3 separate regions of the Homo sapiens genome follow, and regions 1 and 2 are each linked to region 3. A link is a loop called in an ENCODE intact Hi-C map of the cell type or tissue named here. Cell type or tissue: OCI-LY7. All regions are shown on one strand. Links, peaks and the distances in the headings refer to the core of each region. The heading gives the core; the rest is flanking DNA.

Region 1 (9,531 bases), core at 4,527-9,526, 350 kb after region 3:
AAAAAAGCTGCCGGGTGGGGTGGCTCATGCCTATAATCCGAGCACTTTGGGAGGCTGAGGCGAGCGGATCACCTGGGGTCAGGAGTTGGAGACTCCAGCCTGGCCAACACGGTGAAACACCATCTCTATTAAAAATACAAAAATTAGGCCAGGCGCGGTGACTCACGCCTGTAATCCCAACACTTTGGGAGGCCGAGGCGGGCAGATCACGAGATCAGGAGATCGAGACCATCCTGGCCAACATAGTGAAACTCCATCTCTATTAAAAATACAAAAATTAGCTGGGCGTGGTGGCATGTGCCTGTAATCCCAGCTACTCAGGAGGCTGAGGCAGGAGAATCGCTTGAACCAGGGAGTCAGAGGTTGCAGTGAGCCGAGATGGCACCACAGCACTCCAGCCTGGCAACAGAGCGAGACTCTGTCTCAAAAACAAAACAAAACAAAATACAAAAATTAGGTGGGCGTGCCGGGCGCGGTGGCTTACGCCTGTAATCCCAGCACTTTGGGAGGCTGAGGCAGGCAGATCACGAGGTCAGGAGATCGAGACCATCCTGGCTAACATGGTGAAACCCCGTCTCTACTAAAAATACAAAAATATCCGGGCGAGATGGCAGGCGCCTGTAGTCCCAGCTACTCCGGAGGCTGAGGCAGGAGAATGGCGTGAACCCAGGGGGCGGAGCCTGCAGTGAGCCGAGATCATGCCACTGCACTCCAGCCTGGGCGACAGAGCAAGACTCAGTCTCAGAAAAAAAAAAAAAATTAGCTGGGCGTGTTGGCCCGTATCTGTAGTCCCAGCTACTCGGGAGGCTGAGGCAGGACAATCACTTGAACCCGGGAGGCGGAGGCTGCAGTGAGCTGAGATCACACCACTGCACTCCAGCCTGGAAGATGGAGCGAGACTCCATCTCAAATAAAAATAAAAATAAATAAAGAAAATAAGGAAAAAAAAACTTCAAAGCAGGGGAGGCTCAGGTTAGACATTAGAAAGAACTGCCAGCCTGGCCCACGACACAGTCCCCAGAGGAACCTGAAACCCAGCACAGGAGATCTCGTCCAATAGGCTAGATTCTATTCCTGAACCCCAGAAATCCATGCAGAAATCTCTGGGTTCTACTTGAATTCTAAGGGGGTTTGGCAGAGTTCTAGGCCCAGCAGCCCAGAATACGCCCGTCCACCTGGGTCCCCTGAGCAGAGACAGCTGGGCCTCACTCTTGCTCCCAGCGCCCGGGGTCAGAAGAAAGGGTAAGCTGCCCTTTGCCTTAATCGGGCAGAGTTCCTGCCTTGGGCAAACAAAAAGCATGGGTGAAGGGTGGAGGAGAAACAAATCAAATAAAAAAAAAAATCCTTGTTCAGAACGCGGTGGCCGCGCTAGCAGACAAGAGGTCACCAAGGTGTCAGGGCCAGGGAACTGGCCTCTGAGGCTGGAGTCGGGGGTAATTGGGGAAGGCAGCTCCTGCAAGAGAATGGGGCTGGGGAAAGTCCCTTGTGGGGCGTCCCTGGCCTCTTCAGCTCCACGGCAGCAACCAGGGGGCCACGGATCCTAATTGGATTCCTCCAGCCTAGGGCCAGACTGCAGCCCACGGGATCAAGGGATCAGTGGTAATGAGGTTAGCAGGCGCCGGCCCCCACCCTGTGAGGCACCCAGACCCCTGTGAAAGGGAGGGGTGAAAGGGAGGGGAAAAAGGGGAGGAAGAAGCTGTTTGTTCACCCCGGCTCCAGCGGCTGTGATCGTCCCCAGTGTGTCCCCAGCACGTACTCACCCTCCTTCCTCATGCCCACCCGGAAGCACTTCTTGAGACGGCAGTACTGGCACTGGTTCCGGTGGTGCTGGTCGATCTGGCAGTCACGGTTGGACCTGGGGGCACACAGAAGCCAGGGCTCCCTGAGACCCCCATATCCTCCTCCCCGAACCAGCCTATGAGCCGCCTTTGGAGGCTGCCCCTCAGAAATACTAGTAGGGGCCCTCTAGACTGGAGAGGTAGCCCCAAAGGGGTACAGGAGCTCAGCTTGCAGGTCTGCAAACCAGACAGGATAACCCGGATGAGTGGTGATGGATGAAGAGGAATCTGTGGAAAAGCAGATGAACACCCCAGGGAGGGCACATTGGCATGGGTTTTGAAGGATGAATAGGAGTTCTCCAGGTGAATGGCGGGGTGATCCCAGAGAGAGGGTACAGCCAGAGCAAAAGGGTTGAAATACACAAATATGGAGGCCTAAAGAGTTTCATTTTATTTGGTCACTGTCAGGCTGAGCAGGGTCATTGTCCCCAAAAAGATGTGAAGGCAAAGAGGACATGGTCAGAGAGCTGGACTTTGTGAATTAACTAGGGGTCAGGCCAGGGGCTAGTGGTCTGTGGGGTCATAGCATTGTGGGGCCCCAGCATTATCACCCGCACAATGCCCACCCCAAGGAATGAGGAAGTAAACAAAGTCACTCTGGTCCTCAGCCCTGAAGGCCCCACACCTACGCTCTTCCGAGAGGACCACCCAACCCCTATGCAAGCTGGAGATTTTCCTGGTCAGCCCTCAGTGAATGCCGTTGCCTCTTGCAGGGATGAGACAGGTGGCCCCACCCTGAGAGGTGGTGAGCTCCCCATCCTGGGTCAGCCCCCAAGCAGGAAGGTCCAGGCCTTATTCTTCAAATGTCCCCAGAACCTTCTCCCCTTGGCCCCTGCCCTTGGACTCCCCTGGTCTCTTGCCACCAGGAGCTGGGGGCTCTCCAAGGCCTGGGCCTGGAGCAACTACCCCTGGGGTTCCAGCTGGACACCCAGGGGACACACAGAGACAGTCACAGAGTAGAACCACCACTTAAGGGAATTAAACAGATGCATCTCTGCAGTGGCTCACGCCTGTAATCCCAGCACTTTGGGAGGCGGGGGAGGGTGGATCACCTGAGGTCAGTTCAAGACCAGCCTGGCCAACATGGTGAAACCCCGTCTCTACTAAAAATACAAAAATGAGCTGGGCGTGGTGGCGCATGCCTGTAATCCCAGCTACTTGGCAGGCTGAGGAAGGAGAATCGCTTGAACTGGGGAGGTGGAGGTTGCAGTGAGCCAAGATTGACCCACTGCATTCCAGCCAGGGTGACAGAGTGAGACTCTGTCTCAAAAAAAAAGAAAAAAAAAAAGGCTGGGTGCAGTGGCTCATGCCTGTAATCCCAGCACTTTGGGAGGCCGAGGCGGGCGGATCACCTGAGGTTGGGAGTTTGAGACCAGCCTGAACAACATAGAGAAAACCTGTCTCTACTAAAAATACAAAATTAGCCGGGCATGGTGGCGCATGCCTGTAATCCCAGCTATTTGGGAGGCTGAGGCAGGAGAACCGCTTGAACCCGGGAGGCAGAGGTTGCAGTGAGTTGAGATCACGCCATCGCACTCCAGCCTGGGCAACAAGAGTGAAACTCCGTCTCAAAAACAAAACAAAACAAAACAAAACAGATGAATCTCAGCTGCAGATACCCAGCCCTGCCCCTCAGGTGGCGACTGCCCCACTGAGCCTCGGTTTCCTCATCTGAAAATGGGAGGTCAGATATTGCCCTATCATATGGGATGGACTGGGTCAGAGGGGTTCACGGGGGACAGTGCCAAGACCCAGAGCCCAGCCGGAGAACCCAACTTAGGAAAGCTGAGGATCTGCGCCCACTCCCCCGTACCCCCCCTCCACCACTGCCTGGGTCCTGCAGCACCAGCCACTGAGCCCCTGGGAAGAGGCCCCACTAGGGCAGAGGGAGCTCAGGCAGAACCAGAACAAAGCCCAGCGGCTGGGTGGTGGGAGGGTCCAGGGCAGCCGGGTGGAAACGGCCTGGCCTGGGGCGGCCCTGCAGGCAGGCAGAGGCCCAGCTCAGGGGCCCCTGACCTCAGGGGAGGCCCTGAACCTTCAGTCTCAACTTCCCCAGCTGTGGAATTGGGACAGATCCATCCCTCCAAGGAGGGAAACAGTTAAGTTCTTCCTGTTATCCCACCTAAAGAGTGCAAGCTTTTTTGCCCAACCCCATGGCCCAACTCAGCTTCCTCCCTGGGCTTCTGGCCTCCAGTCCAATTTGATCAGAGCCCTCTCCTGCTCACACACCCTCTATGGCTCCCCATTACCCTCAGCCAGCATTTCAGGCCCACCTAGCTCTGACTTCTCCCATGGCTGCACAGTCCCCCTCTTACAGCACAGCTCCCCCAGTCTGCCACTAAGTGTTTTGTCTGGACCACATTCTGGCATGTCCCTGTGGCCTTTCTTCCACCTGCCAACTCCATGCTTCAAGGCTCATGTCCCCTAGCCTCCTCCAGGCAGCCCTCTCTGACCTCCAGGCAGAGCCTCTGCTCTCTCCCTGGGACCCCAGATCCCACAGACTTGGGGCATCTGTCTCACTGTGTCTCCTCCAGACTGGGGGCTTCTCAGGAGCTAGACTTGGAGCTGGGGTCTCTCTGGAGGGGCTGGCATCAAACTACCCAGGCTGGGCCCCAGCGAGACCCTGCTCAATCCATTTGAAGCTCAGAATGGAATGGTGATTTCACCAGGTCACACAACTGACACAGCACAAACCTGTCAGCTCCAAGCAAGGCCCCCCCCACCCAAAATTGCTGCTCCCTGACACCACCCTCAGGAAGCTCCTGGGACCCCAAAACTGCCTGAGCCCCCCTCCCTTACCCTCCCTAAAGATATGACCAGAGAGCAGGCGGTTTTCCAGCAGCAAGAATGAGGCCAAAGTCTAGTGGCCCACTTTGTGCTGGAGGAGGGAGCAAGGCAGCTCTGCCACACATGGCCACACCAGGCCAGCCCTGACCCGGGACCTGGGGCCAAACTCCACCCTCGGGTACCTGGGGCCCTATTTGGTGGCCTCAGCCAACAAGCCTTCCATCAGCCGTTCTCCCTGGGGCCACTCCGATCCGAACTCAGCGGTCCCCACCCTAGCCCCACAGTTCCCCCACAGTGCCCCCAACTCGGGCAGCGTCCCTCCATGTCCAACGCAAAGCAGGCACCAGGACCTCTCTCTGGGCCTTTGGGCCTCTGTTTTGGGCAGCTGGGAACTGAGACCGTCTAGACGGGCTCCACAGAGACCCTGCATGTTCCTGGGGTGCAGAGTAGGGGCTTATAAACGGACAGATCGGATGCTCGCCCGGGAACGGTGAGAAAAGAACTCCCGGGCTGGACAACCCCGATCGCTTTCCCTGGGGACCTTCCGCCAGAACAGCTAGCAAGGCCACGCCCTGCCAGAGAGGTCTCCGACCTGGGACAGCCCAAGGCTCCTGCTCGGAAACGTTTCACTCCCTGCCCGTCTCAGAGACACCCAAAGTTTGAGGGATTTTTCCAGGAGCCCCAGGTCTGCACCCACCCCTGGGGGAGAGGGACGTTTCAGTCAATTCCGGTGGCCCTGCCGGCCTTCCAGTGGCGATTTCCGGTGACCCAAGGCCCAGAGTGAGCCCAGAGGGGTTCCCTGAGATGGGCAAGCCCAGCTCCCACCCCCACCCCCACCGCTGGGCCCCTCATGCGAAGAAGGCCGCCCCGTGCCACCCCAGCCTCCCTCCGTCTGCCGCCTCCGTAGCCACAGCGACTTTGGAAGTGATATTTGACCCCAAGGGCGCGCCGTATCGATCCGCGCGGCCGCAGACAATGGCCCCTGGACGCTGCGAGCTCCACGGTCCAAGTTCCACGTTCGATTCCCTCGAGGGCATCCCGCGCGCCGGGATCCCCGAGAACGGGTGCCCTGGGGTTGGGTTACCACCCCTGACAGCACCCCTACCCCCACCCCAGCGCGGAGATGACCCCTCCCCAGAGAAAAAGCGGAGGGAAGGAGAAGCAAGTAACTGGGGCAAAAGCCTCCAGGGACCACCTGATGGGGGGGGAACCTGCAACGATGTAGCGCCGACTGTATACACAATCCCAGCCATGGAATGCGGGAGGAGGGTGCTGTGCCCCTATCTCAGAGGGGGCAGTGGAGGCCCAGGGAAGGTCAGCGCCAGGCCCAAGGTGACCGAGCAGGTCAGAGGCCTGCCCCAGGTCGGGGCGGGGTGCACGGCGGCGGCGCGCGGATGGGGGGCTCACCGGCAGGTGTAGCTGAGGTTGCGGCGGATGCTTCGCTTGAAAAAGCTCTTGCAGCCCTCGCAGGTGAAGACACCGTAATGCTTGCCGCTCGACTTGTCCCCGCACACCACGCAGTCCACCTGCAGCCCCGGCCGCTCCTCGTCGCCCGGCTCGGCGTCGCTGGCGGCACCGGGGGGCGAGGCCGAGTCGTCCTCGGCCGCGCGCGGGTAGCCGCCCGCCTTGTCCACGCCGTTCGTGTCGCCGCCGGGGCCGCCCCAGCCGCCGGTCACCATGGCCATAGCCCCAGGGCAGCGGGGCCGGGGCGCCCCCACCGCGCTCTTCCCTCCGGGCACCCCTCTCGGCCCGGGGGACCCTACGCGGCGCGCATTCGGCCCCGGCGCGCGGGGGGCACGGGCTGCACCCCCCAAAAAAGTTTTGCAGCAACTTCCTGCGGCCGGTCCTCGCGCCCGGGCGGAACTGGTCGGGCCGGTTCCAGGCCAACTTTCCCACGCGTGCGCGGGGCCGGGCCCGGGGCCGGGAGGGGCACGCTAGAGGCGCGGGCCGGGGGCCCAGAGGACTCGCGTCCCGCCGCCCTGGGGCCCCGGCGGGGGCGCGCGGGCCATGGCCCGGCCCGAGCCGCGCAGGGGGCGTCCTCTGGCCTGGCCGCCGCTCGCCCGGGGGCTGCGGCCAACTCAGCGGGCCGCCATCCGAGCGCGGGAGGCCGGGGGGAAAGTTTGGCCGCAAGTTGCGCGGCCGCCCGTGGCGGGGGGGGAGGGGCGGCGGGTGCGCGCCGGGGCTGATCGCCGCGCCCCCTGGGTCCCCCGGCGCCCGCGGCTGCCGCTCCGGGCCTGCAGGGCCGCTGGGCCGGCGCCTCTGGAGCTGCCGCCCCCGCTGCGGCCGCTCCTGCCTGGCCTGGGCCTGCGCCTGGGCCCAAGCCTCGCTCTCGCCGCCGCCACCGCCACCGACCCCGCGCGCCGGCCTCGCGCTGCGGCCGGTTTGACACACAGCGTTCCATTCGCGGGGCGGGCGGGGGGCGGGGGCGGGGGCAGGGGCGCGCGCCGCGGGCTGGGGGCGGGCGCTCGTTGCCCCGGCGACGGCCGCCCTTATAAGGGCATGGGTGGCCGCGCGCGGCGCCGGGCGAACGGGCCGGCGGGAGGGACGGGGGCCGAGCGCTGGGCCGCGGGGCCTGACCCTCCCCCGCCTCCCTCTGCCCCTCCCCCCGCACCCCCGCCCTCGCCCTCGCCCAGCTCGGGCCTTAACCCCTGCCGGGCCGCGGCGGGAGCCTCAGCCGCGCCTGCCCTCTGCCCTTCCTTGAGCCTCGCCAAGATGTCTCTCCAAGGCCCTCCCCTCCACCTCTGGCCTTGGACGTTGGGTCGCTCGATCACCCTCGAGGCGCCCCTCGGAACCTCTCCCCACCCCACAGTTCCTGGCAAAGCAATGATGGGGGGCCAGTGGCACCCGGGGGGGGGGTACGCCCCTGCGCAAGACACACGCGCGCGCGAGACAGACAGACACACACACACACACACACACACACACACACACACACACCCTAGATTGTGTTTGCTTCCTCTTCCAGAAAGTCGCCGCGTCTGACCCCCACCCCACCCTTTCTCTGCTCGGGTTAACACCTGGTGCCCGGAATCTCCAGGGGGAAGGGATGTTGTGGTCTGAGACCGGCTGGCCGGGGCCGCGAGGTCAGGGGGCCCCTCTGCAGAATTTCTGGCCTCCGGGGGCAGGGCGCCCACCCGCCCCGCGCGGCTGGAGGCGACAGGCATGCCCTGTCTGGGGGCCTGCCCCTTTTTCCCTTTTAATTTCCTTTTCTTTCTGTGCTTTGCAGAAAGGGCTTGGCCTGGCGGCCGGCTGGACTGCAGATGTCTCTTCCAGGCGCCCTGGAGCCTCGCAGCTGCCGCCACCTCCAACTCACCCCATCCCCCAGTACCGGGGCTGGGGCCCGCCCGACCAGCATTTATTAAGCACCCTTTGTATGCGAGGCCCGGGCTGGCGAGCCTCTGGCTCTGGGCAGGTTAACCTTTAACCGGCTGGACAAGCCCTTCCAGGAGTGACCTTTCACCTCGGAGTCTTGCAGCCCCAGCCACCCAGACTGTGGTCCCACCCCGCCCTGAGCCCAGAGCTGGACACCAGAGCATGCAGCTGGGCCTCTGAGAGCTCTGGCCAGGACAGTGCCTTCTGCGCACCCCCTCCTCTGCCTCCCAGAGCCCTGATGAGACTTGAAGAATTGCCCTCCCTGGAGTAGGGGGAAAGATTCTTAGAGATCTTACAACACTTAAAAAGAAACTGAGGTTCTGGGAGAGCCAGGCACACCCAGCCCTGGGCCTCTCAACCTGCTCCAGGGACGTTCTGGCTGCCTGGGAGGTGGAGGAGGAGGCGTTAGTAAACACGAAAAGCAGGAAGGACTAGGATTAGACATGAGCAAGGACTTCCCGAGGTCTAGAGTCGGGTTCTGCCCACAGCCTGATGTAATCCCTGCTGGGAGAGAGGAAGGCGTGGGTGGGCAGAGACGACCCTTTGGTTCTGAGGCTGCATGGGAATGTGACTGGTAATTTGGGATGAGGGCAGGGATCCTAGGCCCCTTGCCTGGACCTGCTAGGATCTTTGGTGGGGAGCATTGGGGTGGAGGTCTCAGAAGGGATTGAAAAGAGATTTAGATGAGAGACAGGCGCTGTGGCTCACGCCTGTAATCCCAACACTTTGGGAGGCCAAGTCAGGAGGATCTCTTGAGACCAGGAGTTCAAGACCAGCCGGGGCAATAAAGTGAGACCCGTCTTGAGCCCAGGTGTTCAAGGCTGCAGTGGGTTATAATCACGTCACGTCACTCCACTCCAGCGTGAGCAAGACCCTGTCTCAAAAAAAAAAAAAAAAAGAAGAGGGAGAGAAGACTCAAGGAATCTTGAGGGGATTGTGAAGGGGAGGGAGCAAAGAACTAGGTTTGGGGGAGACAAGTCTTGCGAGGCAGCTGAGAGCTGGGTGGGAGATGGGGGAAGAAAGACCATCGCAGATCCCAGAAACTCCAGTAGTTCCAGTCCCAAAGGCTGCCCCACCCCCTTCCAGTAGCCTGGCCACCCCTGTGCCCCCTGGGGCCCGCCTGGGGGTGGATCAAGGCTCTACCCCGCCTCCCTGACCCCTGCCCGCGGCCCTGCAGTAACATTTGACCTTGCGGCGGCCGCAAACCAGGGACAAAGGGGCCTAGGCCCATCTGCTGAGGGGGCACCCGTGGGAATGGCCAGATCCTGCTGGGGCAGCCTGGGAACCTGTCTCCGTCCTCCCACATGTGACCTTGGCTCCCTTTGCCCCTCCACAGGCAACCTGGTGGGACCAGGAACTCAGGTCTTAGACTCTGGGGCTCGGCAGGGTACAGGGAAGAAATTCAGCTTCTCTGCCCCACCCCAACACGAGCAAGGTGGTCTGCCTCCATTTCCCTGCTTTCTTCAAAGTTGGCCCAAGTCCAGGGACAGCGTGTGGGTCGGAAGGTGACTAGCCCCAGCCCTCGCTGGAGGGG
Region 2 (10,006 bases), core at 3,154-8,153, 310 kb before region 3:
ACAGACCACCTGCCCTTGCCCTGTTTCTGGGATGCCCTTGGCACCTGTCCATCTATCTGGGGAAGTACACTAGATCCTAATCTCAGCACAGACACAGTTTGACTCCACATGGGGAGCCGCTCCAGGCGATGGCCTCAAAAGATGGCTTTAAGGCAGCTCTTCAGGCTTGCCAGGGCCATGTCTGTGGCCCGATGGCCAATTGCAGCCTCTTGCTGTCAGGAATAGCCTGGCACATCTGAGGCCCCCTCCTCCTTTGGATTCTCCCTTGGGATTTGTTCCCAGTCCAAAAAAACCTCTCAAAACACCTGCCAAGTTGCTTTCCCAAAGGGGCAGGAATCCCGTCAGGAACTGTAGCCTCTCACTTCTCCACTAGGGACCCCTCAATAGATGCAGATGGGTCTGAACTTCCTTAACCATCAACGAAGACAGGCGTTGCCTCCCCTTTCTACCAACACTGACCGCCCCTGCCCACTTAATTTGCTTCAGTTTGGCCTCTTCATTGCTGCGGGAAGTGCCTGTGAAGGGCAAGGGTGTTGGGTGGGGGTGGGGGGTGTCGACAGCAGAACCTCCATGCAGCTACTAGGAGAAGCAGGGGTAAATGCAGCAAGGAGCACTCTGGAAGCAGGTGGGACCTCCCTGGGGTGCCTGCTCCAAAGGCAGGCAGGGCAGGAAGTTAGCAGGTGGGACCAGGTGTGGCACAGGTATACATGCAGGTCCAGCCCAGCCGCCTGGTACATGAATGTTGATGGAACTGACTCCACTGTCACACCGAACACTTTCAGGTCTTAGAATGGAAATCCATGAGGCATGATCAGGTACACATGGGCCAATAGGAATGTGAACATTAATCTCGTCCTTCTGGAATCTCAGAAAAACCAAGCAGGGAGGCCTGGTCTCAGGTCATAGGCATCACAGCTAGCATAGATACTGAGGAAGAACAGTTTGCATCCAGGCAGAGGGTGAACTGGGGCCACCAGCACAACCCTCAGCACACAGGTGCCCCACACTTCAGGGATGCCCCAGGAACACACGCATGGGGGCATGGAGGGGACAACTTCTCGCCCAAGACCACAAGAGGTCTGGCTGTCCCAGGGCTCTTTTGTGGTCATCCTTCCACATGAGAACTTAAAAAGGCTTCCACGGGCGCGGTGGTGTGCACCTGTAATCCCAGCTACTCGGGAGGCTGAGGCAGGAGAATCGCTCAAACCTGGGAGGCGGAGGTTGCAATGAGCTGAGATCACGCCACTGCACTCCAGCCTCGGTGACAGAGCAAGACTCCGTCTCAAAAAAAAGAAAAAGAAAAAAAAAACCGAAACCCAAACACTGCCCCCCCCCGCCCCGCCAAAAAAAAACAAAAAACAAAACAAAAAAAAGAAAGGCTTCCGGAAAGGCTGGCACCTTTGTCCCCAGAGAGCCCCATAGCCTGTGCTAAGCCACAATTCCAGCCAGCCTAACTGGTGACATGTGCTGTTCAGCTCACAGGAAATGTGAGGAAGGAGGCGGGGCTGGACACGCACAGAGACAGCCTGAGGGAGGGGCCAGCACCCCTCAGAAGCAGCCTGGGTCAGGCGCCTGGAGCTGCGTGAGACACCTCATTCTCCCACACCCTGGGAGCAGTGGGGAACCCTGTATGCGACTTCACAGCACACCACGCTCCGTGTGAGCTATTAAAGACCCACCACGCATCCTCGTCTTTCAGTGACACTTTCCTGAAGAAATAATACAATCTGGAATTTGCTACAGAATCATCCCCTAGGGTGAGTGACAGGAGGGGGATGGGTGAAACAAAGTCACATGGCTGTAAGCAGCTATCTACTGAAGCAGGATGGTTACCTTTCTCTACTTTTATGCTTGAAATTTCTCACAAATAAAGATGAGAAAATACATCTATTTCCTAGCATTTGTTTGGGAGAGTTCACTGATCTAGAAGGACTGGCAGCCATCTAAAGGGGAAGTGAGCAAATAGCTGTTTCCAACTCCTCATAGTGGCTTCACTGTCCACCATCTGGCCCCTGAGTGGGGCAGCAAGGGCCGAGGGCTGGGTAGGATGCCACCTCCCTCCACGTGAGCCTGTCTCAAGTCTCAGGCCTCCTAACTGATTTGAACTGCACAACACCATCTATCTGGTGAGACCCCAGGAGCCCCTCACCAAGCTCCCCTACTCTGGTACTGGGCTGCTGCTTAACAGACCTGGTGCAGAAACAGCAGGCACCCCTGGGGCTGGAGAGGGGAGCTCTGAGTACCCATGCCAGCTGTCCATCCCGGTCCGACTCTCAGGTGTCCTCACGCCTCTCTTCTAAAGGAAACCACAGAGAGCCCGAACCAGGGGCACACGCTAGGTCGACAGTTCCTTCCTGCAGGGAGAGGCCTGACCTGTACCAGGAAGGAGCCCAGGACAGCCACCACCACAGAGAGGACAGGCCCTCAAGTGGCCCAGACCAGGAGGGAGGACTTGGCAAGAAGGGGTGGGGGCTAGGTCACTCTCTTCCAGAAGGGGAGAAACATAACAATGAGCCAGCAGTAACCCAGGGAAGGGACAGCCGTCACTCCAGGACCTGCCCAGCCCCAGTCAGCACCACCTCCCTCCCATCTGCGATCCACATCCTATGGCTCTGGGCACAGCTGAGCCACAGGACACAGCCACTCAGAACTTTCTTTCCAGGTTTCCCTCAAAGGCCAGCCAGCAGCACTCCTCTGTGGCCCTGTGAAACCCAGTGACACCTCTGACCCCTCCGGAGTCCGGAAGACTAGACTCTTCTGAAAACCCACCTACGACAGGGTGCGTGGAATCACCTTTCAAACCAAACTCCTGTCGGCAAATATTTTAATTGGGCCACGGCATGTGTCCGAGTTTTTCTTCTGTGAAGAGGATCACTGGGTCTGAGTGCAAAGCTGGGGCCTGTTCAGTGGAGTGGACCCGCTACTGGCCAACCTCTTCCTCGCTTTATTACAGGGGTGTGTAAGTAAAACCCTCAGGCCCTGAGTAATTACTGCTGGGGATTTCCAGCCCTGGTCTGAAACAAGGAACTGAGACTGAGTTTTGAGTCCCAGCAGCCCCTTGGCTTGCCTCTCCATTTTCTCCACATCTGAACTGTTCCCACCCCGCCTGAGATCCCCAGCCTCTTGGGAATGCAGCTGTGGTAGCAAAGGGGAAACCCTGTGCTGCCCAAGGTCTGACCAACCAATAGTCCCAAGGGTGCTGAGCCTGGGCAGGCCCAACCGGGCACAACTCGCACAGGACCATCACTGGTGGGTTGCCCTTGTGCCAAGTTCTTTCACGTCATCCTCACAAGCGCACTCTACAGATAAGGTAACTGAGGGCCAGGAAGGTAATGGAGGTCCCGGGTAGACCACACAGCTAGAAGATGGTGAGGCCTGGCCTTCCACTAGCCTGACATGGCTACCAAACACACAGGGCCCATCTGGTGCTTTGAGTAGGTGGGGTGAAGGGTACCAGGTGCCACCAGCCTGTGGTGATGTCGGCACTCTGTAAAGACTCTCCTGACGTGCTCCTGCAGTGAAATGCACAGGTTACAAACAGTTCCTTGAACCCACACAGGGCCACCTCCACGGTCTCCGTGTTGTCTATGCCTTGTCCCCAGGATGCCTGAGAGGCAGGACCAGGGTGACCCAGGCATGCACGGGCCACCACAGCAGGGCTTCAGATGGCACTGGAGCCCACTCCCCACCGGGCTGGCCCTGGGAACAGTGCACATGGAGCACAGACTGCAGTTCTGCACTCCCCCACCTCGGTGTCCGGCCAGCCTTCCTGACCACCCTGGACGGTGGGCGGCACTGCCCTGGCAGCCTGTGGGCCCGCACCTGTGCCCCACAGCCCACATAACCTGCTCCTTGGGCTCAAAACAGCCCCTGCTGAGGCCTCAGTGGCAAAGCACCTGTAAAAACCGGTTCACTTTAAAAACAACAATGGGGATGTTGTCGGGTTTTTTTTTTTTTTTTAATGCAGAATGGTCTAGACAGTAATTTACAAAAACTACTTAGCTCAAAAGACTGTGGAAGTGTTCATCAGCAAGCAAGCTGTCCTTCCAAACCCAAACATGCCACAGATGGCACCCAGAAACAGACAGTCTGCCTTCAATGTGCTAAGCATTCTAATGCCGTCCGCGGCTGAGTCACCTCGCCCACCCCCCAACCCCCAACACACAGTCGTGTCTGCTGAGGACACACGGGTGAATCAAACAGGGCTTTGCTGGGAGAGTGTGTGTCTGTGATTTGGTTCCCGCCACACCAAGTCTTCCTGCTTCTGACAAACTCCGCACGTGTTCCCAGGCAGCTGGGAGCCAAACTGCCTCTGGTGCAAGTCAGTACAAGAGGCGGCACCTGCATCCCCACCCCACCTCCACCCCAAGACCCCAGCTCTGCCCTCCCTCTCAGCTCTGGAAAGCGCAGCCCTGAGGGGTGCTGCTGTGCTTACCCTCAGGCGGGCCCCACCCTGCACTCTCCGCTCAGCCTCATGGGGCTGGTGCAGGTCCACCAGGCTCTGCCCAGTGAAGGCACCTTCCTCTGAGGGGACCTCATGGGAGCCTCAAACCCCAGGGGCAAAGCCTCAAGTTCACAGCTTCTCAGAGGAAGAATGACACTGGGAGGAACAATGACGGGAAGGTGCATGTCTCGGCCACAGCCACCAAGCTCACCACTTGAAAAGCACTTCCTGCTGGGGCCCTCCTGCTACTCCCAGGAGCAGCCGGCCACCTGAGTGGTCTGTCATGTCCATGTGGCCCTCCCTGTCCTGCAGCCACAGCTCCTGTAATGCTTGGGCAAGTATGCAATTGCATGCTACAACTCAGCCCGGGGGACGGGAAATGCCACCTGAGTACAGGCAGCACGCGGAGCCCTGACTGAACCCCATGAGCAACTCAGAAAGAGGAAGCCCAGGGCTTGGGGCAGAAGTAGGAGCTCCATCAGTAGGCATGCCTGACTTCTGCAGCGAGGGAAACTTGCAGATGAAGCCAGGAGGCAGGCAGCGCTGCTCTCCACAGCCACTGCCCCCACAGCGTCCTTCCCTCCCACTTTCTGTTTTTAGCAGCTCTTCCCAACCAAACTACCAACCTAGACTCTCCTGACCTCTGCTTCAGGTCTGCAGAACTTACGATTCTTACTGCCATTTGGCCCTTTGTGAAGGCACAAGAGCTCTCAAAGCTCATCTGTAAATTGACTCGTTGCTACGCGGATAGAACTGGAGCAGTGGGAAGCCAAGCGGAGTCCTGGTGATAGCACGCTGGGTGGGGGCTTCTCCCTCTCAGCCTCTCTCTTCTAGGAGCAGCTGATAAGAATGCCAGCTGCAGAAGACTGGAAATGACCCAACATCCTCGGGGGAAACACACACACAGTGCTCGGCCCATATATGTTCCGCCAAAGACAGAGCCCAAATAAGAACGAGCCAGCTTTTCAGGAATCAACAGGGAACAACCTTCAAGAGACTGCCAAGCACAGAGATGCACACAACAGCGCACCCTGTGCCGCCGCCTGGAAGATCCTAGCTGAGGCTGGGCAGACAAGGACCTGATGGTTGAGCCGCGCATAGCTGTAGCAGGGGACCGCACCTGGCCTCCAGCACTGACGCAAGCAAGACCTATCACTGACTGGAGCCCAGTTCCTCCTCTGAGAGCATGAGAAAACCACAAGATGGTGTCTGTAGAGCATGAATGGTGTGCTGGAGACCACGCCCCCAGGGGCCAGGCCACGAGGACCCGCACACTGCACTTTCTGCTGGGCTGCTCTGTGGTCTGTAAGATCCATTCAGGCAGGGCAGTGCCCAGCACGGTGCCTGGAGGCAGCCTCAGAGGCCCATTGAGAGAGGAAGCCGAAGGAGAGCAGCCCCCCGCCTGCCTGTCCAATTGGGCTGCTGTAAGATCCTGAGAACTAGTGACCTTCTAGAATTCCCCGAGACAAGTCATCAAATGCTCTCTGAGCACCGACTGCACACAGGTGCTCTACCAAACTCTGGGCCCGCTGGATGCTGGGAGGGGGCGTTAGGATCCCTGTGTACTGACCCGGAGGAGTAGACAGAGACAGCCAAGGTCAAGAACAGAAGCAACAGATAAAATGCCACCACTGAGGCTCTCACCCAGGCTGCCAGGAAACCCCAGGGGAGGACTACACTTGGCTCAGGTCCAGGGCCACCCCTTCCCCCACAGCTCCTGGGCTCTGTGTGGAGCTGGAGGGACAGGAGTGGGCACAGGGGCCTTCTCATTGGGCATTCCTGCAACGAGGGCCACGGTGCAGAGAACCAAGGACACTGTCACCCAAGAAAGAGTCTGGTGACTCTGTGGATCCCATGGTAACCACCATTTAAGGATGGACACTCACGCTATGATCCAGCAATTCCACTCCAAGCAGCACCTACAGAAATGCACTCAGAGCAGCTGTATCAGAACAGCCCCAACTGAAAACAGCCCACGCAGCCACCAACAGAACACCGAATAAATAAATCATGGTCTGTCCATTCAATGTTGGATGAACAAACTGCTGCTACACATAACCTCAAAGACAAATCTCAAAACAACGTTGAGTCAAAGAGCCAAACACAAAAAAACACATTTTTTTTTTGTCCTGGATTAAAAGGTCAAAAGCAGGCAAGACTTCTAGATGGTGAGAGCAGTCAGGGTAGTGGCAGGCAGAGAATGACTAGGAGAGGACGTTGAAGATGGCTTCAGGGGAAAGGCTCTGTTCCTTAACCTGGGTGGACTGGGGTTCTCAGATGTGTTCATAAATGTTCATTCAGCTGTAAAACTTGGGACTTGTACACTTTTCTAGATGTATATTTTCTAGACTATATTTACAAAGGTTGTTAAAAATAACCTACTGTGTGTGAATTCCATGATCTTAGAGGCCACCTCATCCTACAGAAACAGATGGTGAAGCTGTCAGGGTTGTGGAGGAGGGGGAGGTGTTGGCAAAGCAGCCCCTCGTTCCCCACGGCCCAGACCCTCTGAGAGCCCCACAGAACAAGGTCTGAAAACAGCTTCAACACAAGCCCTGGCCACCTCTACAACACACAGTGATGCAATGTGCACTGCACTTCACTGCTCACTGAGAAACGTGTCTGCACTCTCCTGCCCTGGATGGGACTGAGGAGGACAAGGGCACTCTGAAGCTTCCCCGGCAGGAGTACTCAACAGATGAGTGTCCCCAGGAAGAAGTGAGCACTAATGCTACTGGAAAGAGGCAGGCAGGCAGCACCCACTGGGCATGGTGCCAGCACCCTGCAGGGCACTGGGGTCTTGCCACACCATGGTCTCCCCTGAGACCACAGATACGCCCCCTCCACCCCCAACAGGTATTAAGCCACTTTCCCATCCAAGAAGCCAGGGTGCCAGCTGGCCACAGATTCGTTACTAACCTAACCTGCTACCCCATGCAGCCAGCACACACCTGCCTCCCTGCTCCACTGTGACACAGGACACTTTAGGATGAGGCAAATCTGCACATCTATACAGCGGAAAAGGACAGTGAAGAAATGCCTCTTCTACTCCTAGTTTGCTGAGAGGTTTTATCAGGAATAGATGTCTGATTTTGTCACATGCTTTTCCTGCATGTACTGGGATGATTATAAGGCTTTTCATTTCTGGCCTTGTAATATGGTTGATTACACACATTTTCAAATGTTATCTGCCTCCCTTGCTTTAATTTCAGCTCCCTTTCTTTGCTACCTTGATTGTGGTGTTGGTGTTACTGATGTACTTACAAGTTAAAATTTATCAAATTATATACTTCTGCTATGCGCAGTTTATTGTATGTCAATTATATCTCAATAAAGCTATTAATGTCAGGCACAGCGGCTCACACCTGTAATCCAAGCACTTTGGGAGGTGGAGGCAGGTGGATCACCTGAGGCCAGGAGTTTGAGACCAGCCTGGGCAACATGGCGAAACCCTGTCTCTACTAAAAATACAAAAAAATTAGCCAGGCGTGGTGGCAGGCACCTGTAATCCCAGCTACTTGGGAGGCTGACGCATGAGAATCACTTGAACCCGGGAGGTGGAGGTTGCAGTGAGCTGAGATTGCACCACTGCACTCCAGCCTGGGCCACAGAGAGAGACTTTCTCAAAATAAAATAAAATAAATAAATAAATAAATAAATAAATAAATAAATAAATAAATAAAGCTATTAAAAAAACACCCATGGAGGCAGACAGATGCAGCAGGTCCTAGGAAAAGTAGGAGGGATGGCAGGCAGAGAGAAGGACTGCTTCTTTGTTAGAGAGGGGAACCAGATGCCACCTGGGTTTGTCCTCCCTGGGGAAGGAGGGTGGGCCCTTTGGGGAGGCTCCTTCTCTCCTCAGTAGAAGGAGAATGACTGTCACGCCTAGGATCTCAGAGGGACTGTAAGGACTGAAAGATACACTTGAGAATGCACACAATGCACTCCCCATCTCAGACCAGACTCCTGCAGGCATCAGTAGGCACCTGCTTTTTCCTTCTGGGACATTCTGTATGCACCCACAAACACTTGTGCACTGCACTGATTAGGCATCCTAATTGTAGCTTTGGAAAAAAGCTGTAGCTGAAGCTGGGTCACAGTGTCCTATGAGCTGTGAAATAAAATGCCAAGCAGCCACCAAGCCACTTCCCAAGGCTGAACTTACACACACACCCCCTTGTATGCCTACCTATAGGGTTTGGTCATACTTCACTGGAGACCCAGGTGAAGGAACCAACTTCCTACACTCGAGAAAAGGCCAGCGGCTGCAGACATCTGCAAAGTCTTGGGCAAACGACAGTCTGCTCTCCCCAAAACATGGTGCAAGCAATGATGCTGGATCCATCCTCCTGACCTGAAAGTAGCCACGGTGCGTCTGACAGAGTCTTTTCCCTCCTAATTCCGCATGGTTTTCTCCTATGGGAATTAAGCTCCTAGAGTGAGAAATCTGTCTGAAATCCTGACTTTCCCCGCTAGAGAGCTGATCTAGATCCTTCCTATTCAAGTGTGGCCTAGGGGTCAACAGCACGGGCATCACCAGGGAGCTGCTTTGAAACGCACAATCCCCATCCCCATCCCCCCTAGACCTCCTGCATCAGAAGCTGCATTCCAACAAGCCCTCAAGGAGGCCCAGCCCCACAGGGATGATGGGCAGAGGCACCCAAGGCTGTGGGCTCTGCTTGGCACCATGTGCCCAGCTGCAGCCCTGACCCCTACTTCTGTGGCCAGCCAATCAGAGGCTCCCTGGTAACACTCCTGGCACCACCTGCACCCTGCTTTCCAGAGTCCCTCCCAGGTGTGACTCATCCAATCCCTCTGACAACTGTAAACCCTGAGGGGGTGTGATGTGCCCAAGTTCCATCTGCAGGAGGGGACTGCAGAGTCCATACCACGACCCCACAGAGCCCACCAGGCACAGCTGTGGGGCCCTGTCCCGTCCCATGCCAATCTCAGAGAAAGCCTCTCCCGATGGTGGTGTGACAGGGTCCAGACAAACCACAACAGGATGAAAGGACAGGAAATATCCAGGCTGGTGGGGGACGTACCGCCACCAACCAGCAATGGCCACTGTCAGGGACAATGGCATCTGGCAGAGGCTGGGGAGCTCCCAGAGGATGTTAGCAAATCACGCCACACATGTCCCTTCCAAACAAAGTTCAGCAGCAGCAGGTCTCACCCGCTCGCCTAGGCATGACATGTGGAGCCTGTCACCAGCTTCATAACCAGTGTCCCCACCTTCATCCACTTGGCTCCCAGAGCTCCTGGTCAAAACGGCACCCCCTTCTTCTAAACCTCAAAGCCGGTGTTTCTAAGATAATTCCACTTCAGCTCCAATAAGGACCTGAGTAGCTTCTGCGGGCTGGACCGATGACCAGTTATTGCAACTGGGGACATTTTCTAAGGGCAGATGATGGCTGTCTTGGTTCCAATCAACTGCCTTACAAACCACTGCCCTGGAATGCAACTGTTCCAAAGGCGGCATCACTCAACCCTCTGTTTTAAAAACACAAGTCAACGAAAATAACAAGTTGCACCACCACCCCCAACTCACAGCCAAACCTC
Region 3 (10,006 bases), core at 3,228-8,227:
CAGGCTGTGGGAGCTGCCGTGGCCCCAGGAAAATGATGCCCAGCTCCAAGGCTGGGGGGTTGGGGTGCTTGGAGCTCCAGCTGTAGCTAGGAAGGTGGGGGATCTCCCAAGGGACCTCCAGCTGTCCCCCCTGCACCACACCGGTGACTGCTGAGCCCACACCTGGGTCCCAAGAGTCTCATCCTAGGGACGGGCAGATCTCTGTCATTCTGTTCCTTGGGTTCATTTAGAGGCAGGTGTCACCTGGGCTGAGGTCTGCCCACCCACCATACAGAGTCACAGGCTGATAGGGACAGGATGCAGCCAGATGGTGTCGTCCTGCTCTCAGCAGGGCAGCCGTTAGGAAGAGAAGCCGCTCTGACTGGCCAGGAGAGGAGAAAGATTCCTATGGGGCCGCCAGGACTTCGGGATGGGACCCCACACCCCTTTCCTGAACCCAACTCCACGGGGCTCAGGCCAGCTGCCACCTCCTCATTTAGATGGCAGAACCCCAACTGGATGGGGGACACATGGCCCAGGCCTGGCACTGTACAACTCTGCCTCCTTTCCCCTTCCAGTGGACCACAGTGATGGGCTCTGGGTGTCCATGTGCGGTAAGAGGGGAGTAGCTTGTGTCAGACCACCAACCAAATCGAAAAGCTACCCATAGCACACTACCCAGCAATACAAAAGAACAAACTCCAGGCCGGGCACAGTGGCTCACGCCTGTAATCCCAAAGCTTTGGGAGACTGAGATGGGAGGATCACTTGAGCCCAGGAATTTGAGGCTGCAGTGCACAATGATCATGTCTATGAACAGCCATGGCACTCCAGCTTGGGCAACATACAGAGACCCCATCTCTACAACACACACACACACACACACACACACACACACACACACACTAGCTGGGCGTGGTGGTAGTGTGTGCCTGTGGTCCCAGCTACTCAGGAGGCTGAGGCAAGAGGATCACTTGAGCTCAGGAGGTCAAGGCTGCAGTGAGCCATGACCACGCCACTACACTCCAGCCTGGGCAACACAGTGAGACCTCGTTTGAAAAATAAAAGAATAGGCCTGGCATGGTGGCTCATGCCTGCAATACCAGCGCTTTGGGAGGCCAACGCGGGTGGATCACCTGAGGTCAAGAGTTCAAGACCAGCCTGGCCAACATGGTGAAACCCCACCTCTACTAAAAATACAAAAAAAATTAGCCGGGCATGGTGGCGGGCCCCTGTAATCCCAGCTTCTGGGGAGGCTGAGACAGGAGAATCGCTTGAACCCAGGAGGCGGAGATTGCAGTGAGCCCAGATTAAAAAAAGAATAAACTATGGATACACGAAACAACACAGGTGAATGCAAGGGAATCATGCTCCAAAGATTATCCGCTCTGATTCCATTTACCTGGCATTCTCAAAATAACAAAATTACAGACGGGTAGGGGGAAAATGGCTTAGTGGTTGCAGGTGTTGAGGGGAGAGATGAAGTTATGGAAGAGCAGCTGGAAGGATCCTGTGCAGATGGGCTGTTTGTTGACTATGGTTGAGATTACACAAATCTGCCCATGAGGAAACCGCACACTGTTAACTACAGGCAAAACTTCCCTAGTCCAAAAATCCTAAATCTGAAATGTTCCAAAATCCAAGTCTTTTTGAGCAGCGACTTGACGTGCTCAAAGGCAATGCTCATTGGGGCATTTCAGATTTTTAGATTAGGGATGCTGAACCTTAGCTAACTATATAATGCAAGCATTCTGAAATGTGAAAAAATCTGAAATCCGAAACACTGCTGGTCCCCCCAGCATTTCGGATAAGGGATCCTTGACCCGTATGCGCGCGCGCGCGCGCACGCACACACACACACACACACACACACGCGCGCGTGCGCCCGCGCACAGCTGTTCGCTGGTGGGTGTTGCGTGGGCCAGGGTGGAGGGAGGATGAATGTCCCACTTTGTCCCCAGGAACTCTGAGCCTCTGACCCTGAGTCACTCCCACTGCCAGTGGGGGGTCGGGGCGGGGCGGAGGAGTCGGGGCAGGTCGTCGGGGGAGGTTGGTAGGGGAGGGAGGTGGGGAGATATTGAGCCTATGTCTCTTATCTCTGGGGTGGGCCCAGCTGTTACCTGTCCTCCGCCTCCCCTTCAGGCTCAGGGTCTGAGTCCTCCACCTCAAGGCCGGCTCCATTCAGCTTCACGTCCTGCTGTAAAGGCCCCGGGGCCACAGAAGCCAGGTCATCCCCGTAGGTGGAGGACGACGAGGCCGGCAGCCGCTGCTCTGGAAGGAAGGGGGCCTCGGTCGGGAGGGCGTGGCGGGGAGGGGACCCAAGGGCCGAGGGGAGGAGATCCGTGGCCCAGAGCAGCAGCGATGGTGTCCCCGAGGCTAGGCGGGGGGTAGGGTCCTCACCGAGGGCGCAGCAGCTGGGAGGCGCGGGCTCCAGGGGCGCGGCCTGGCGGCAGGCGGCCTCCCGCAGGCGGCAGGCGCTGGCGTAGACCACCCCGTCGGAGCCGCACACCGGGTTCCCCTGGGCGCCGCAGTCGTGGTCGCAGCCGCATCGCGCGATCGCCGCCCCCTCCTCAGGGGCCACGGCAGGGCCCGACTCGCCGGGGAACCAGCCTGGGGGACGAGGCAGGCTCGACAGACCCCCCACCCTGAACCTTGCCCGCGCCCCCACAGAACCTGGGGGTGGGGAAGATGTCCCTGGGTCCCGGGCCCACTACCCCCTCGGTGGGTCTTGGGGCGCGACAGTTAATGGGAGGTCCTGAGCCCTGGCCTTATGGAATTTCACGCAGGTATTTGCCTAATACTTACAAAAACAGAAACAGACTTTTAAAAAGCGGTTGTAGGAGAGAAAGGAGACAGGGCGTCCTGTCTGGGCCGCCCTGCAACAACAGCCCCGTCCCCTGCCGCGCCTCCTCCGCACTGACCACACCCACCCCAACCCCACCCCCACCGCACTGACCGCTCCTATCCTCAACCCCGCCCCCTCCGCGGTGACCACACCTACCCTCAACCCCGCCCCCTCCGTCCTGACCACTCTTAACCCCGCCCCCTCCGCACTGACCACACCCACCACAAATCCCGCCCCTCAGCGCTGACCGCACCCACCCTCGACCCCGCCCCCCGCACTGACCACACCCACCGCAACCTCATCCCCTCAGCACTAACCACATCCACTCTCAACCCCGTCCCCTTCGCACTGACCACACCCACCCCGTTCGGCCCCGCCCCCCGCACTGAACACACCCGCCCTCAACCCCGCACCCTCCGCACTCACCTCCCCCTCGCCGCTCGACCCCGCCCTCACCACACTGACCACCCTCAACCCATTGCGCCCAGTCCCCACCACAGTGACCACACCCTCACTGGCTCGGCCCTGCCCCCAGTATACTGACCATTCCCCAGCCACTTCCCTTCCGCACTTACCACTCCCCCAGCCACGCCCCTCCCCGCTGACCGCTCCTCCAGCCCCGCCTCCCCCGTACAGGCAGAGCGCCCGCCCACCTCTATGCTGCGTTCTCCTGACTTTACGTTGGCCCCTCCTCTGCCAAGCCCCCAGGGGAGCCCTCCCTGGCGTCCGAGGGTGGGAGTCGGGGTGTGGCAGGCCGCGGTGGGGGGCGGCAGTGGCTCCGCGCACTCACCCGGGCCCCGGGCAGGGGCGCGCTCCACTTCGTTGCACGCGGGTCCGGCGCACAGTTCCCGGGCGAGTGGGCTGTGGGTGCTGACGTTGTAGAAGCGAGTGGCCTCGAAGGCTACGGGACGAGGGTGGCGGGTGACCAAGTGCAGGCGCGACGGGTCAGGGACCGGGCCGGGCCGGGGGTGCGGGCGCGCGGGCCTACCGGGTTCGTAGTAGTCGTACACGGAGACTGGCAGCGCCGACGTCCTGCCCACCACGCACTCCCGGAGAGCACGGAACCGCACGCACGTCAGGCACCGGCTGGGGATCTGTGGGGCAGCGGCGGGCGCAGGCTCGACCCGGGCCAGGAGGCCCGGGGCGCTGAGCTCAGGCCCAGAACTGGCTGATTTCAGGGATACCCAGGACGCGTGAAACACAGAAGAAACGTGATCCCATTTTCTTTTTTTCTTTTACTTTTCTTTTTTTTTTTTTTTCCTGAGACAGAGTCTCGCGCTGTTGCCCAGGCTGGAGTGCAGTGGCGTGATCTCGGCTCACTGCAAGCTCGGCCTCCTGGGTTCAAATGATTCTCCTGCCTCAGCCTCCCAAGTAGCTGGGATAACAGGCGCCCACCACCGCACCCTGCTAATTTTTTGTATTTTTGATCAAGACGGAGTTTCACCATGTTGGCCAGGCTGGTCTCCAACTCCTGCCCTCAAGTGATCCGCCTCGGTCCCATTTTTTATTCTTTGGGTCCTTCCATCCCACTGGGAAAACGTCTCAGGTGGCCTCTGAAACACCACTCCTTTTTGTGTGTGTGCACGCATGGCTGAGCATGTGTGGGTGGGAGTCAGCACATTCACGATACTGTGCAATCATCACCTCTGTCTAGTTACAGAACGGTTTCTTTCTCCCCCAAAGAAACCCCATCGCCATCAGCACTCACTCCCCACTCCCCCAGCCCCTGGCAACCACAAATCTTTCCAACTCTACGGATTTGCCTGTTCTGGGCATTTCATGTCAATGGAATCATGTACTCTGTGGCCTTTTGTGTCTGGCTTCTTTCACTCAGCATCATGTTTCTGAGGTTCATCCATGCTGTAGCATGGATCAATGCTTCGCTCCTTCCTACAGATGGATAATATCCACTGCGGCCCCTCCCTGCTTTTTCTACCAACTGCCATCAGCCGAGGGCACAGAGCTGTCAGCATGGCCAACTCTGCCTGGAATTTATTCTCCCAGTGTCTTATTTTTTTTTGTTTTTTTTTAGACAAGGTCTTGCAGGTCTTGCTCTGTCACCCAAGCTGGAGTGCAGTGGCACAATCTCAGGTCACCACAACCTCCGCCTCCCAGGTTCAAACGACTCTCCTGCCTCAGCCTCCCAAATAGCTGGGATTACAGTAGCGTGCCATCACACCTGGCTAATTTTTGTGTTTTTTGTAGAGACAGGGTTCTGTCATGTTGGCCAGGCTGGTCTTGAACTCCTGATCTCAGGTGATCCACCTGCCTCAGTCTCCCAAAGTGATGGGATTGCAGGCGTAAGCCAAAGGGCCTGGGCACTTTTTTATATTTTTTGTAAAGATGGGGTCTCGCCATGTTGCCCAGGCTGGTCTCGAACCCCTGAGCTCAAGTGATCCTCCCACCTCGGCTTCCCAAAGTGCTGGGATTACAGGCATGAGCCACCATGCCCGGCCCCAGTGTCTTTTTTATGGTACAAGATACTTGCAGGGAGCCACACCAGGCAGTGACCGGTGCACCCTCACCAACATGCACACCAGGGAAGCCTCCTCCACCAACCCCGGCTGGTGGTACCTCATCAAAGTAGAAGAGCACTCGGCGTCCAGCCACTTCATACCTCTTCATCCCCATGTGCTTGTCAAGGAGCAGCTGCAGAGGAAGCCAGAAGTCAGGGTCCTCAGACTCTCTACTTGCTTCCTCTCCCATCCCCTGGGGGCAGTGGTCAGTGGGATGCTTGGACTTGCCCACAAGTTACCATGGGCTGGGGTCTGGGTGCTGGTCAGTGCTCCCCAGGCCCTGCCAGCCTCTCAGCACCCAGGAGAGGACGCTCAAGGATGGCTATCCCCGCTGGGAGCACCTGCCTCGCCTCCCTATACACTCCCTCAACCCAGCCCCAAGCCCAGGTCAGGCTTCTCCGTGGCCAAAGAGGTGCCCGGCTGAGCCCTGCCGCCTGCTGGTGTCTCAGCTGCACTGTTCAAGTTCCCCTCCCAGCCTGGGATTTTTTTTTTTTTTTCAGTTTTTGATTTAAAAAAATCCACACCCACTCCAAGGCCTCTGAATTGACCACATCCTCATCCCCTGGTGCTCCGTGCAGCCTCCTTGGAGGGGAGGTGACAATAGGCCCAGCTTTCCTGTTCCACCCTCCCCACACTGCAGACCTCCTTTGGTCCCTGAAACCCTCGCTTCTTGGTCCTCTTTCTCCCCCAGCCAGAGCCGGGCAGCAATCCCCACCCCCATGTCCCTCTTCCTTCCTGTACAAAATGGGGACATGGCACTGGTCTGTCTTAGGGTTGTGAGGGTGACAGCTGGTCTCGGCAGAATGTGGATTGAGAATACCCCATGGCTCCCCACCCAGGGCCAAAGCACATGGAACTTTGCTGAAGTTCTAGGTGGCATTTATAATAGTGTGACAGTGGGCCCGGTGCTGTGGCTCACATCTGTAATCCCAGCACTTTGGAAGGCTGAGGTGGGCTGATCACCCGAGGTCAGGAGTTTGAGACCAGCCTGACCAACATGGAGAAACTCCATCTCTACTCAATACAAAAAAATTAGCTGGGCGTGGTGGTGCATGCCTGTAATCCCAGCTACTTAGGAGACTGAGGCAGGAGAATTGCTTGAACCGGGGAGGTGGAGGTTGCAGTGAGCTGAGATTGTGCCATTGCACAGCCTGGGCAACAAGAGCAAAACTCCATCTCAAATAATAATAATAATAATAATAGTGACAGTGGCCGCATGGGAGATCCACCTGTTGGAGCAGCCCCCACCTCACCCCATCTACTCCTCAGTAGACAGATGGGCCATTTTTGCCCAGAAAGGGGAGGAAAAAAGGGGCTGGGCATAGTGGCTCATGTCTGTAACCCCAGCACTTTGTGAGGCTGAGGCGGGAGGATTGCTTGAGCCCAGGAGTTTGAGACCAGCCTGGGCAACATGGCGAAACCCTGTCTCTGCCACAAATACAAAAATTAGCAGGGCATGGTAGTGCATGCTTGTAGTCCCAGCTACTCGGGAGGCTGAGGTGGGAGGATTACTTGAGCCTGGAAGTTCAAGGCTCCACTGGGAATTTGAGCCAAGATCAGATCATTACACTGTAGCCTGGGCAACAGAGCAAGACTATGTCAAAAAAAAGAAAGAGAAACAGGGTAAAAGGGGAGGGGGAGGGGAAGGGGGAGGGGGAGAGGGAGAGGGAAGAAAAGAATACCCATAGCATTTTACAAAGGTCTGGACTGCCAGCCAGCCTGACCCTGGGTGCCTAAGCCCTACCTATTGTTCAGAGATCCCTGCCCACCGCTGCTCACCGGCGCTGCCTCACCTGCTCCAGGCTCTCGATGTCTGCCCGGAAGCCTGACAGCAGGGGCACCTCCAGGACAGCCATATTGGAAGACCCTGCATGCAGCCACCTTCCAACAACAGGGGAGAGAGAGAGGCCCTAGAGCTCAAGCCCAGAGGTGGAATTCAAGGTCCCCTCTCCCCCTGGAGCCCACACAGCTGATGTCCCAGGAAGCCTGCCCTGGGGCCTGGCCGGCAGGCCAACAGCACACACATCCTTGGCTCGGTCAACTCAGTCAACCTATTTTACAGCAGGGACACTGAGACCAGAGGGAAAGGGCCTTGCCAAGGGCTCTAGGCCTGACCAGGTCTCTTGACTAAGCATTGTGTTCTGTCCTGGACTTCACTCTGTGTCCCCAGCCTGGGAAGCAGCTGGCGACCCCACTCTGGACATGGTTGCACAGAGCAGCCACAGCTCAGGTGCTTCAACACTGCCACCCTGCAGGAGACTCTGGGAAATCAACCCCCTAGCTCCGGCCTCAGTTTCTCCTTCTGTAACATGGTGGGGCGGGGAGGGAGGTAACTGGGCACTCTCTGGAGCCTGCAATATGCCAGGCGCTTCCTATAGGGCGTTGGGGACAAGGAAGAGGAAGCCAACATTCAGAGTGGAGCTTGCAGCTGCGGGGAGTGCACCAAGCTGGACTCTGATTTCCAGAACTTTCTGAGATGGGGAACTTGGACACATTCGGGCTGAGAGTCAAGGTCAGGGCAGCCGTTACCGGGGTAGCGGCTCTGATGGGCTGCGAGTGTCATGGCAACCACTCACCCACCAATCGTCGCCATGGTGACAAGCATCCATCACCATGGCAACAAACATCTTCTTAGGGTGAGGGCCCGCTGCGGCCGGGTCCCAGGCTCACTCTTGGAAACCAAGGGGTCTGGTGCTGGTGTTATCGGGCAGGGACCAGTGTCCCAGCCACACATCGCTGTCCCCATCCAGCCCACCCGCCCCGACCATACTGGAGTCTTCTGTGTCCATTTGCTTTTCTTTCATTCATTTCAAAAACTGGCTGGGCGAGGTGGCTCACACCTGTAATCCCAGCACTTTGGGGGGCTGAGGCGGGCAGATCACGAGGTCAGGAGTTCGAGACCAGCCTGGCCAACATGGTGAAACCCTGTATCTACTAAAAAGACAAAAAAGTTAGTTGGGCATGATGGCGGGCACCTGTAGTCCCAGCTACTCGGGAGGCTGAGACAGGAGAACCATTTGAACCCAGGAGGCAGAGGTTGCAGTGAGCCGAGATCGCACCATTGCACTCCAGCCTGGGCGACAGGGTGAGACTCTGTCTCAAAAAAACAAAACAAAACAAAAACCACCACTGAGTGCCTGGAGCCGGAAGCTCCTCCTGGTCCCAGGAGGCCATCCTCTCCGCACATTGCACCCTCCTGGGATGCCCACGCCAGCAGGGCAGGTGGCCTTACCTGGTGCACACCTCCAGCATCACCTTGTATTCCTGGTGATGCTGATCGGCCGCTGGGTCATCATCGTCAGCTGGGGGCCAGTCTCCTCGGGAACCCTCAGCTGCGGAGGCAGGCATGGGGGGCGGGCGTCCCTGGGCCTCAGGCTCCTGGAGGCTTACGAGCAGCTGGAAAGCTGGCTTGGCCACCGGGTCAGGCACATTGTAGGTGACATCAATCTGGGGGGTGTTGGAGGATGGAGGCTTAGGGACCTGGGCCCTCCATAACAGGTGCAGGGTAGGGGAGGAGAAGGGCAGTGGGGAGGTGGGAACAGCCAGAATTATGAGGACAATGACATCCATGACAGTTTTAGAGACTACCGTTATTCGTTTTAGCCTTGAAATCACTGAAGCGGGTGTAGGTACAATCATCAGACCAGTTTTATGGATCTGGGGTGCAGAGCTGTGCTCAGCTATGTCTGAGTCTAGGGGTCTCCCTCTCATCCACAGTGTTATCTGAGCTCCCATTTTAGAGATCAGAAAACGGAGGCTAGCGAGAGTCATCGCGGGAAACTTGCCCTCTGACTGCCAGTCAGAACCCGTGACATGCACCTGCCCCAGCCTGGTCTGGGGCTAAATCCAGGCCACAGCAGGGGGAATGACCTCGAGCCCTTAGGCAAATCTGCTTGAGTCAATGGGTCAGAGATCCCTGGACTGAGGGTCAAATGGACCCTCTCAGGTGTGGGGGTGGCACACCTGAGAGGACCCATGGCCACCTGCCTTGGGCAGTATTAGAAGGCTGAAAACCTGTCCTGCAGTCTGGCATGCTGCTGAGTTCAGAACCCTCTGGGGGTCCCTGGGGTTCCACTGTGTGATTGGAGGGAATGGGGCACAGGAGGACAAGCCCAAGATCACCTCGTGCTCCCCAAAACCTCACCTGCATCAGGCAGCAGCCGTCCCCCTTGGCACTCACAAACAGCCCCGTGGGGAGGCTGGGGATCTGGAGACAGAAGTCACCGTGAGGCCCTGCTGACCCCTCCTCCAACAACCCCCAAACCCTCATCCCAGGAACACGCACCGCTGCTGTCTGCAGAACCTTCTGGTTGGTCCTGTGCAGCTCGAAGGTTTCCTGGTAGTCCAGGTTGGTGGAGGCCAGGGAGACAGTGAGGTTGATGCCTCCAGCATAGGACAAGATGGCATATTCAGCCAAGGCCTGCAGAGCCACGCAGGTGTCCTGGGGATGGAGGAGGAGACGGCCATCAACCCTGAGACTGAGTTGGCCAGTGGTCCCCTGAACCCCGTCTTGGAAGCCTAGCCTAAAACAGGCACCAACGGGGCTGGAATAGAGACTGGACCCAGTGCAGACACCCATGGCACTGGGGGCCTCAGGACAGCCAGGTTGGTGTGTCCCCAGAGGCAGAGGCTGGGCTCCCATGGGGGATCCAGGGGCATCTGTCCC

The links. Peaks named below come from ENCODE experiments on the same cell type or tissue, not always from the same donor. Only the 100,000 strongest peaks of a DNase experiment are listed, where the experiment ranks them.
Region 1: a loop joins it to region 3, with 4 times the contacts of the local background. A loop is called at or near these places in 2 of 110 quality-filtered maps.
Region 2: a loop joins it to region 3, with 6 times the contacts of the local background. A loop is called at or near these places in 3 of 110 quality-filtered maps.

What each region holds. Positions count from the first base shown.
Region 1 is chr19:17,238,911-17,248,441 of GRCh38, forward strand. NR2F6 (nuclear receptor subfamily 2 group F member 6) reads right to left here and starts at 7,009. Exons shown (of 4, transcript NM_005234.4): 1 at 6,033-7,009; 2 at 1,761-1,855. The coding sequence starts at 6,310. RefSeq lists silencers at 345-523, 6,360-6,429, 6,440-6,599, 7,000-7,249, 7,650-7,729 and enhancers at 6,993-7,942, 8,892-9,531. In OCI-LY7, for the core only: no CTCF peak of the experiment used is centred there; DNase peaks (open chromatin) are centred at 5,201, 6,091, 7,201 and 7,621; H3K4me3 peaks cover 3,471 bases; H3K27ac peaks cover 3,148 bases.
Region 2 is chr19:16,582,969-16,592,974 of GRCh38, forward strand. All of the region lies in intron 1 of MED26 (mediator complex subunit 26), which reads right to left. Among named protein-coding and RNA genes, the nearest start is that of SLC35E1, 16 kb to the left of the region's middle. RefSeq lists enhancers at 2,642-3,291, 3,025-3,907, 3,322-3,371, 5,412-5,461, 5,632-5,701 and 6 more. In OCI-LY7, for the core only: no CTCF peak of the experiment used is centred there; DNase peaks (open chromatin) are centred at 3,873, 4,303, 4,853, 5,603 and 2 weaker places; H3K4me3 peaks cover 4,673 bases; H3K27ac peaks cover 4,846 bases.
Region 3 is chr19:16,894,077-16,904,082 of GRCh38, forward strand. CPAMD8 (C3 and PZP like alpha-2-macroglobulin domain containing 8) reads right to left here. Exons shown (of 42, transcript NM_015692.5): 33 at 9,626-9,781; 34 at 9,485-9,547; 35 at 8,573-8,787; 36 at 7,134-7,221; 37 at 5,399-5,473; 38 at 3,813-3,918; 39 at 3,615-3,725; 40 at 2,380-2,589; 41 at 2,100-2,250. Among named protein-coding and RNA genes, the nearest start is that of F2RL3, 10 kb to the left of the region's middle. RefSeq lists enhancers at 139-238, 339-388 and silencers at 2,770-2,849, 2,900-3,119, 3,190-3,709. In OCI-LY7, for the core only: a CTCF peak has its summit at 5,791 (motif pointing left); DNase peaks (open chromatin) are centred at 3,425 and 5,775; H3K4me3 peaks cover 788 bases.